Regions from separate parts of the Mus musculus genome. Here region 1 is linked to region 2. A link is a loop called in an ENCODE intact Hi-C map of the cell type or tissue named here. Cell type or tissue: gastrocnemius. All regions are shown on one strand. Links, peaks and the distances in the headings refer to the core of each region. The heading gives the core; the rest is flanking DNA. Region 1 overlaps Wasf3 (WAS protein family, member 3). Region 2 has its middle 2.7 kb from the start of 1700001J03Rik.

Evidence for each region. Hi-C counts contacts between places; a loop is a spot of excess contacts. Peaks named below come from ENCODE experiments on the same cell type or tissue, not always from the same donor. Only the 100,000 strongest peaks of a DNase experiment are listed, where the experiment ranks them.
Region 1: a loop joins it to region 2, with 2.5 times the contacts of the local background. A loop is called at or near these places in 6 of 42 quality-filtered maps.

The regions. Positions count from the first base shown.
Region 1 is chr5:146,417,918-146,422,313 of GRCm38, reverse strand. It overlaps Wasf3 (WAS protein family, member 3), which reads right to left. Exons shown (of 10, transcript NM_145155.3): 2 at 309-396. Among named protein-coding and RNA genes, the nearest start is that of Wasf3, 35 kb to the right of the region's middle. In gastrocnemius, for the core only: a CTCF peak has its summit at 2,028 (motif pointing right); DNase peaks (open chromatin) are centred at 2,049 and 4,038.
Region 2 is chr5:146,185,813-146,190,208 of GRCm38, reverse strand. It overlaps a transcript of 1700001J03Rik not described here. Among named protein-coding and RNA genes, the nearest start is that of 1700001J03Rik, 2.7 kb to the right of the region's middle. In gastrocnemius, for the core only: a CTCF peak has its summit at 2,580 (motif pointing left); DNase peaks (open chromatin) are centred at 1,293, 1,854 and 2,567.

The DNA of each region.
Region 1 (4,396 bases), core at 164-4,163, 230 kb before region 2:
AAATCTTATTTTTAAAAAAAAATCTCATGAGAGGAGAAGAACAGAACTGTTTAAAAAGACATAAGCTAGAGAGTCATTGTGCTTCATACAAAAATAAAATGAATATATCAAGCCACAGTTTTTTCTCTTCTATATCCTAAAACACTGGTTAAACTCACAGACCTTTAATTATTATCAATATATTAAAATACACTGAGAATAAATATTCAAAGACATTAATATCTTTCATGCTATTCTATTTTCAATTACATTTCTAGATCACTCTCTTCCTGCACTTGAGGAGCCTTGAGGCTAAAAGACACTCCTACCAAGTAGGTTGACTCGTGGGCTGGAAGGGCCTCAGCAGCATCGCCACCGCGGCTCAGGTGTCAGTAGGAACAGCAAGCGGGATCAGAGCTAAATGGAAAATAAAGAAAGGAATTACATAACAGTAGCCGAAATGTTCTCAAGCCGTCTTCACCTAAGCCCAAACTTCAAATTTTACAACTCAACAATTTCACTGAGGGAGCCCTAATCCCAGATCTATTCTTTTATTTTTTTTTAATTAGCTTAAGATCTAATGCAGTACTTAGAACTTTATACAGTCCAGCTCCCCACTATTGAATAAACTCTAGAAATAACTTCAGGGACTCATAGTTCATAAGAGCTGAAAGTTAGAAAAATAGTTGTATTCTAAGTACCTTCAACTAAGTAGTTTGATTTGTTCACCCAACAGTAAGACATGCCTGCAGGCACTGTTGCTACCTCTCACAAGCAGTCCAATAATATCGATCATTCACACAAGGACTGTTCATTTTTCCTAACAATATTTGTATTTAATTAGAATCTTGTTAACATGTTTGATAGTGAGAAAAATGGAGATAAAGACAAGCTATTCTGTTAGACCAAACAGATAAAACTGTCAAGGAATGACTGCTCAGGAATTGGGATGAGAAACACACAGGGGACATTGTTGCAAAAATCAGCTGAGTTCAAGACATGGAGGACAAAGCAGCTTAGCACAGACAGGCTCTGTCAAACCACTTCTCAACGTCACCAGCAGCAGAGGTTAAACCTGGGAAAGGCAGTCCAGGCACAGGGCTGCAGGTTCTCAAACAAAGAAAGGCAACGCCAAGTCTTTCAAACAATTATCTGAACACGCCTGAGCTACACCAGTTCAAGTGACTTTGAGAATCAACGCAGCGAAGACAGCCACCATCATTTTAAAGACATCTTTAAAAGTCAGCTCCGTAGTTTGCTATGGATGTTAAAGATCAAAAAAGAGTCCCACCATGTGTTTTCTCTGATTGGTGGTTTAGTCCCAGGGAGCTCTGGGGGTACTGGTTGGTTCATATTGTTGTTCCTCCTATGGGGCTGCAAACCCCTTCAGCTCCTTGGGTACTTTCTCTAGCTCCTTAATTGGGGACTTTGTGCTTCGTCCAATGGATGATTGTGAGCATCCACTTCTGTATTTGTCAGGCACTGGCAGAAACACATGGTGGGACTCATGGCTCTAGCTGCATATGTAGCAGAGGATGGCCTAGCTGGTCATCAATGGGAGGAGAGGACCTTGGTCCTGTGAAGGTTCTATGCCCCAGTATAGGGGAATGCCAGGGCCAGGAAGTGGGAATGGGTGGGTTGGGGAGCAGGGGAAGGGGGGAGGGGATAGGGGATTTCTGGAGGGGAAACTAAGAAAGGGGATAACATTTGAAATGTAAATAAAGAAAATATCTAATAAAAAAATTTAAAAAGAGTACAAAAGAAATTCGGGGGGTGCCGGGGGTGGCTCGGAGGTAAGGAATGCTTGCCTACTGCTCCTGCAGAGTGCCTGAGTTCAGTTCCCATCAGCCAGGACAGGCAGCTCACAAACTCCTCTAACTCACACACAAACACACATGCATAAATAGAAGTAATCTGTGTATATCAGCTTATTTACAAATACAGAAACCTCTCCTCTGGTTTAGATTGTCTAGGCCTCATTTCACCTGCACTAGTCCAGCCGGTCTGACTGCATATTTTTAAAAGATCTGAATGAGCAGTGCCACTTGGTGCCCAGCAGGTGGCACTGTTTGGGGAGGATATGGTACCTCTAGGAAGTGGAACCTTGCTGTAGGAGCACATCACAAAACTCCTTGCTTCCCATGGAGGGTTGAGATATGATCTCTTGGCTTCCTGCACCTGCATCATACATGCCTTCTCCACCCAAAGGGAATCTGCCTCTGGAATAGCACCAAAGAAATCTTTGTAGTGAGAACTTTGGCTTCTTAAAAACAAAAAACAAAAACCAGTTATGTGAACACGTTTTTATTTGATCCTGGGTGTGGGATACAGGGCTGCTGCTGTTTGTCCACAGCCGTTACCTATGATTGCCTCGCGCTCTAGGAAGGAAGTGATTTTTGCCAGCTGCAGAGTTTAATTCTGAGAGCTTTGAAGAGGGAATAATGCCAGAGCCCTGGGAGGGATAAGAATAAGAAAGAGGGGGTAGAGAAGGAAGGAGGAAGAAGAGGGAAAAGAGGAGGAAGAAGAAGAAGAAACACCACCACCATGGTGATGGTGTTGTGGTTGGACAAGAAGAAGAACCTGAAGATATCCTAACAAGGAAGATAGGACTTCCCCAAGGCACCCAGTCCCCGTAATCAGCAGGAAGCAGTCTATTTTGCTGGCGGAGAGAGATCTATACCTCTCCTCCGCTAACCTTCTTTCTCTCCTCCCTAGAGTTGGGAGGCTGAAAGGGGTTGGAAGGGAGGTAGAGGTATAAGAACCCAATGAAATAACATATATATATATATATATTCCAACACTTTCTCCTACCACTTGTTGTAGCCATGGCACTTCATCACATCAGCAGAGATGTGGCTCCCCTAGAGAGGTGCACAGCTAACTGACTGTGCCTGGAGCAAGGGAAGTGTCCAGTATACTCCAGTGTCAGTTACCCCTAGGAAACCTGCAGTCTGTGAGGCTCTACAGAACCATGGCTTTTACTGTTAGCTACCATCTGGCAAATGCTGCAGTCAGGATCAATTCTACAACCAACACTGCACATGGACCTAACTCAGTCTTCAAAGCCAGCAGACTCTCCACAGCAGGGAAGAACTGGAGGGTGAGAAAGCAACTTGTCCCGGACCACAGCAGACAAACAAGCCCCAGATAGAGCACCTCTGTTACTAACTAGATCGTGTCTCTTCAGATACAAACAATCACAGTTTTCTTCCCTGAAAAGCTCCCAATGTCTCCAATACAGGTCAGAAAGCAGAAAGGGCTTTGAGAATTAGCTCACTGTGTGAGTGGCCTAGACGATCACATGTGAAACACTGCATAGCCTATCACATGTGAAACACTGCATAGCCGATCACATGTGAAACACTGCACAGCCGATCACATGTGAAACACTGCACAGCCGATCACATGTGAAACACTGCACAGCCGATCACATGTGAAACACTGTACAGCCGATCACATGTGAAACACTGCACAGCCACCAAGAGGTCAAATCCTGGGGCTGGCAAGATGGCTCAGCGGTTAATAACACTGGTCACTCTTCCAGAAGACCTGGGTTTGAGTCCCAGTCCCCACATGGTGCTTAGAACATCTGTAACTCCAGTTCCAGAGGATCCGATGCCCTCTCTGACTTCTGTAGGAACCTTGTGCCTCTGAGAAATTCTTTCTTCATTTTACGTGTATGACATTTTGCCTACATGCATACATTTCTAAGTGCACCAGAAGAAGCACGTGAGGTTCCAGGTAACCAGGACTTTATGGAGGTGACAATGGTGTAAACCAGCATACAGCATGGGCCTGCCATCTGAAGGGACACGGTGGATGGGTTATGGGTTTAGATACTGACTTTGAGTCATAATTCAGATGACTGGTGATACAGTCATAAGCCAGAAGAGGAAGCCGTTTAAACAGAATAAAGCTGAGAGATGTGGGGCAGGGTCAGAAGTGGAAGAGAAGGCTGAGATAACTCCCGCACCGTGGAGTCAGTCAGCCTGTCCACCTGAGTTCCTTGTCGTGAGGGAAACGCTCCAGAGAATATTGCTCAATTGGATGGCCTCCAGCTTCCCAGAGCGCCAGCCTGGGTGGCAAAATGCCAGCCAGTATGAAGAAGAGACATAATGTTTTATTTAATTTTAATCAGTGTTAATATAAGCAATGCCATGAATCGCCTGGCCACTGTGCCAAGCAGTGCCATTGTACAGGTTCTGGCTCAGAGAGGTGAACTGAAGATCCCATTATGGAGAATCTAAGGAAGAAATCCTATGAAGAGTAGCATACAGACACTCAAGTACTCGCTGACTGTTGTAGTAATTATTTACTCTCAGTCGAGGGTTACTACCCCGAATTTAATCATTCAATTCCCAGATAAAAGACAGACAACTTTTATATTTGTAATAAGTCTTTAATGCACCGGAGCTGG
Region 2 (4,396 bases), core at 192-4,191:
ATTAATCAAGAACGAAGCACAGACTTGCCTGAAAGACACCGTGGAGGAAACATTTCCTCAGCTGAGCTTCCCTCTTCCTGATGACTGTCAAGTCTAACTTCGCAGATGCTGTCTGTATCAGGTTGACAAGAAACTAGCCAGAATAGATGTGACATGGTACTTGAGAAGTTAGGGTAGAGGAAGCTAAAGTTTTGAAGTCAGCATGTGCTTCATGGCTTGTTCTGTATCCAAGCCAACAACAAAATGAGGACAATAGTGCCAGCCCTTTCAACTATAGATATAACCAAAAGAGTCTAGAGCAAAGATTCTTGTGTAGGGTTGCCTGGCAAGACCTTGTATGTGCTCTTACCTGTAGGTGTAATGTTTTTGCACCCTGTGTAAAGTTTAGCCTTGTGTTATTTCAATCACTGTTTCCTCTATCCCACTATCTGGGTTTGATCCTGACATAGCTCTGCTCTGTTTATTCTTAGAAGCTCCTGTCTCAAGTTTCTGTAAACACTGCTCCTTATTCATTCTCTGCCTTGCCAATAAAAGCCAATGAGCCAATCCAGAGCTTTAGAGAGGATAAGGTGGGACTTCCTATTCTAGGAGGGGTGGGGAAAGAGACAGGAAGGGAAGGAGTGGAGCCATGAGGACAGGTCTTGGAACCTTAAGGAGAGAGAGGTGGATCAAGAAAGGGCAAAAATTGCAAGTAATGTGGAGATATTGTCTGGGAGGAATCCTGATGAACTTGCAGGTTTAGTATGGAGTAAGATTGCTCAGTATTCGCCTCAAGGGTTTTTTTGTTTTTGTTTTTTTGTTTTTTGGTTTTTCGTGACAGGATTTCTCTGTATAGCCCTACCTGTTCTGGAACTCACTTTGTAGACCAGACTGGCCTCGAACTCAGAAATCCACCTGCCTCTGCCTCCCAAGTGCTGGGATTAAAGGCATGTGCCACCACCGCCCGGCTGAAGGGTATTTTAATAAATTGTACTTCTCTGTGTGGTTGTTGAGGACTACAGAAGGTAAAGAAATACAGCTGCCGGATTCATGTTTTACTTAGATTTACATTAAAAAACAATTAATTTTACACTAACCCTGGCTCCAACTTCTATTCCATTTATGTTGGTATTTTTGGACATGGGCATCTTCACTCAACACGGCTGTACAAAGGAAGACTGGGGAGATATAACTGACCTGGAACACGTGAAGACGCTCCAAAGAGACACTGCACCCCTTCTGTCAGATACCGGGAAACGGAAGCAGAAACACCGGAAACAATTGGAATCCCTTTGGGAATTTTCTGCAGGCAGAGGGCCAAGGATGAAGCCTGGCACTGGCAGGAGGAGAAACTTGGCTCCCACAAAAGCCTCACAGAGTTCTGGTCACTGGTCAGATCACCTCACAGGAGACAATGGTGAAAAGGCTGTGGTGGCTCAGTGTGGGCCCAACCTCGCCTCAATCAGGACTGCTTAGTTTTGCACACTTCTTGCTTTCTATTGCAAAGGAACCCTCATTCGAGGACCCTAAGTTGGAGTGGGTTGACCTTGGACCTAATTATTTGTTCCTCTTCCCAAAGTGCTGACTTAAATTATATCTTCTTTTTCTGCTACTTTTTGTTTCTTTTATTTGTTTGATCTTAAAGAGTCTTTCTCTTATGTAGCTTGACTCTCTCGCAACTCATTATGTAGAACTCAAAGGTATCCAACTGTCTCAGCTTCCCGAGTATTGGAAAAAAGGCACTGACCACCATACCCAGGCTTTGTCTGCTTCTTACTTCTGTCTAACAGGTCCATGGGAAATGGGTGGCCACAGTGTAGGTTGTCCAGCTGCCAGGACCCAGGCTCTGACACTAACAACCCTTATAAAGGCTTGGCTGCCTGTATGCCCTCAGGTGGATGTCAGGGGGACTGCAGCTGAACTTTGAGCAGCTGGGGTGTCAGGACACAAGCATATTTGACTAGTGGCATCCTCCTTTAGAGCAGCCCCTACAGTGTCCCTGGGATGCTAACCCAGGCTCCCCTTGCTCCCCTGGGTAAAGAGGAGGACCCAGACAAGCTGGAGCTGCTGTCACAGTCCCACACTGTGTAAATGAACATGGTCTCTATGTCAACACAGTTTGGAAAGGGGCTGACATCCAGTGCCACACCGAAATACAAGGGACTTGGATGTCCTTGAACACGGGACAGACTTTTCCCTAGCATTTCTAGGTAAAGCTAAAGCTGTCTGGAAATGAGCATCTGAAGAACTCCCATTAATTACACTCTACAGCCTCTGTCCCAGAAAAGGACTCTGTCAGTTGGTTTGGCCGAATTGGCCCATGCTTCTGCAGGAGGTGGGATGGGGCACCTTTCACAGATGGTGGCCCCATGCACTGAAGAGAATCACATAACTGGAAAACTAAACTATCTGATGTTTTTTTTTTTTTTCACAGCCTATCAAGGGGACCCGCGATAGGAATGAAGCCCCTGCCCCTAATCCTGCTCTGTTGAAATCACTGCAGTAGCCACCCCCACTCCCATCTCTATCTGAAATGTCACTGAGATGCCAGCACACAGGTCCAGGAGGTTCTTCTTGTGCTCAATGGACAACCACCACCCTCTAGTGGCCACATGATGCAGCGTCATCTTCTCGGGAAGAGGTTCAGGGGCACCCAACCTGCTTATGTCAATTAACCTGTTGTTAAAGGTACATATTCCTCCTCACGTTATCCCTGGGAGAGAATTTGTGCAGTTTCTCAGGAGCACAATTTAGCAAACCTCAGTTAAAAAAAATGTTCTCCAGACAAAGCACTTCAGGTTCTATTAGTATAACCAGAGTAGGCTTGACAAGATCATTTCTTCTAGAACTTTCTACTGCCTATGACCAGGTGCATGGTGCTTCCCTCATGTTGAGGCTGTTGGTCTTTTGTTAGTGTCCCGCTACATCAATGCCTTCTAAGGCCAGGCTCTTAGAGGCCTTCTGTGGGGTCTCCACCACCCTGCTGTGGGGAAGCCAGACCACAGCTGTCCCAGTGGCCAGACAGCAGAGCATCCCTTGACAGGCCCGAATTAGGAAGACTTTGGGCCCTTGATACCTTATATGGTGGGTAGCCCCTCTCTGTCCTGGGATAGAGTTCCACCAATCTCCAATGAGCTGTCACTGATATTGCACAGTTGTATCTAGAAGAGGTGTGGCTATTATCTGAGGTTGCTAATACTTGATGGTTTTGATACAATAATTTAATTAAGGGATCAGAAATTAATGATACTCACTACCAGGTTGTGTCCTACAACCCAGCTGGAAACTTTCTACTGGGAAGCACTGGACACCAATATGGTTTCTACAATGGGCTACTCTGACCAGCAAAAAACCCGAACTGGTCCTGAGTGATGGCTCAGCTGTTAAGGGCACTGGCTGCTCTTGCAGAGGACCTGGGTTCATTTCCCTGCACCCACAAGGTGGCTCACAACCATGCAGAACCAGGGGACAGGAGATCCGGTGCACTCTTCTGGCTTCCGTGCACACAGCACACATGCAGTCATAGAAACACATGCACTCATCCATGTAAAATGATAAGACTTTTTCAAAGAATCAAAACACTTTCAACTATGTAAAAGTTCATGTGCATGGTAGTGTGGGACAGGAGGCCATTGTCATAAATACTTATTTGCACTTGGCAGGCCTCCCATACATCCTTCTACCCCCATTGACCCCTATTGATCCTGTGTCCTTCCCAAGAGAGATTCAAGCTGTGTATACCAATATGATTTTTTTTGATATTTCTTAAAATCTAGGAACTAAAAACACCTCTCTTTTTTTCATCCCCCTTCATCTGTTTTGGCATAGACAGATTACGTTTCCCATTTTTTCTTCAACAGTAAAAATTGACCTATGAATTTATTTTATAGTACTCATTAAAGAAGTAGGATATGGAAACTCTTCCAAAGTCTTAATGTTTGTGCATAGTTTTTCCTCAGGGTAGGCAATGTTATAGTGAGCAGCACGGAACAGCCTGCAAACCAGAACCCAGTCAGTCATTGTCTGGGGAACACAGAAGAATCACACTGAGGCCTGTGGAAGCCCAAATGGGAAAACACTAGAACACATGGAAAAGCAGAGGAGCCCCGCCCACTCCCCTAAGAGAAAGGCACAATTAAAGATGCTCACATACACTTTGCTAAAGTTCGTTATCCCCACACTAACCTCCATAATAACCCTAATGCTCACCTAGGAGGGGCCTTTCTACACTGATATGCTCCTGGCCATGTGTAAAAGCATGCTCTCTGTGCCACTGGGCCTGGGCTTGTGTGTATGTGTGTTTGGGTGTGTATGTATGCATATGCTTTTGTGTACATGTGTGTGAATGGCACAAGTTCCTATGTTTGCCTTATCCTCAGGTAACTCTATTAGGAGGTTTGCCAGGTCTAGGGCACGT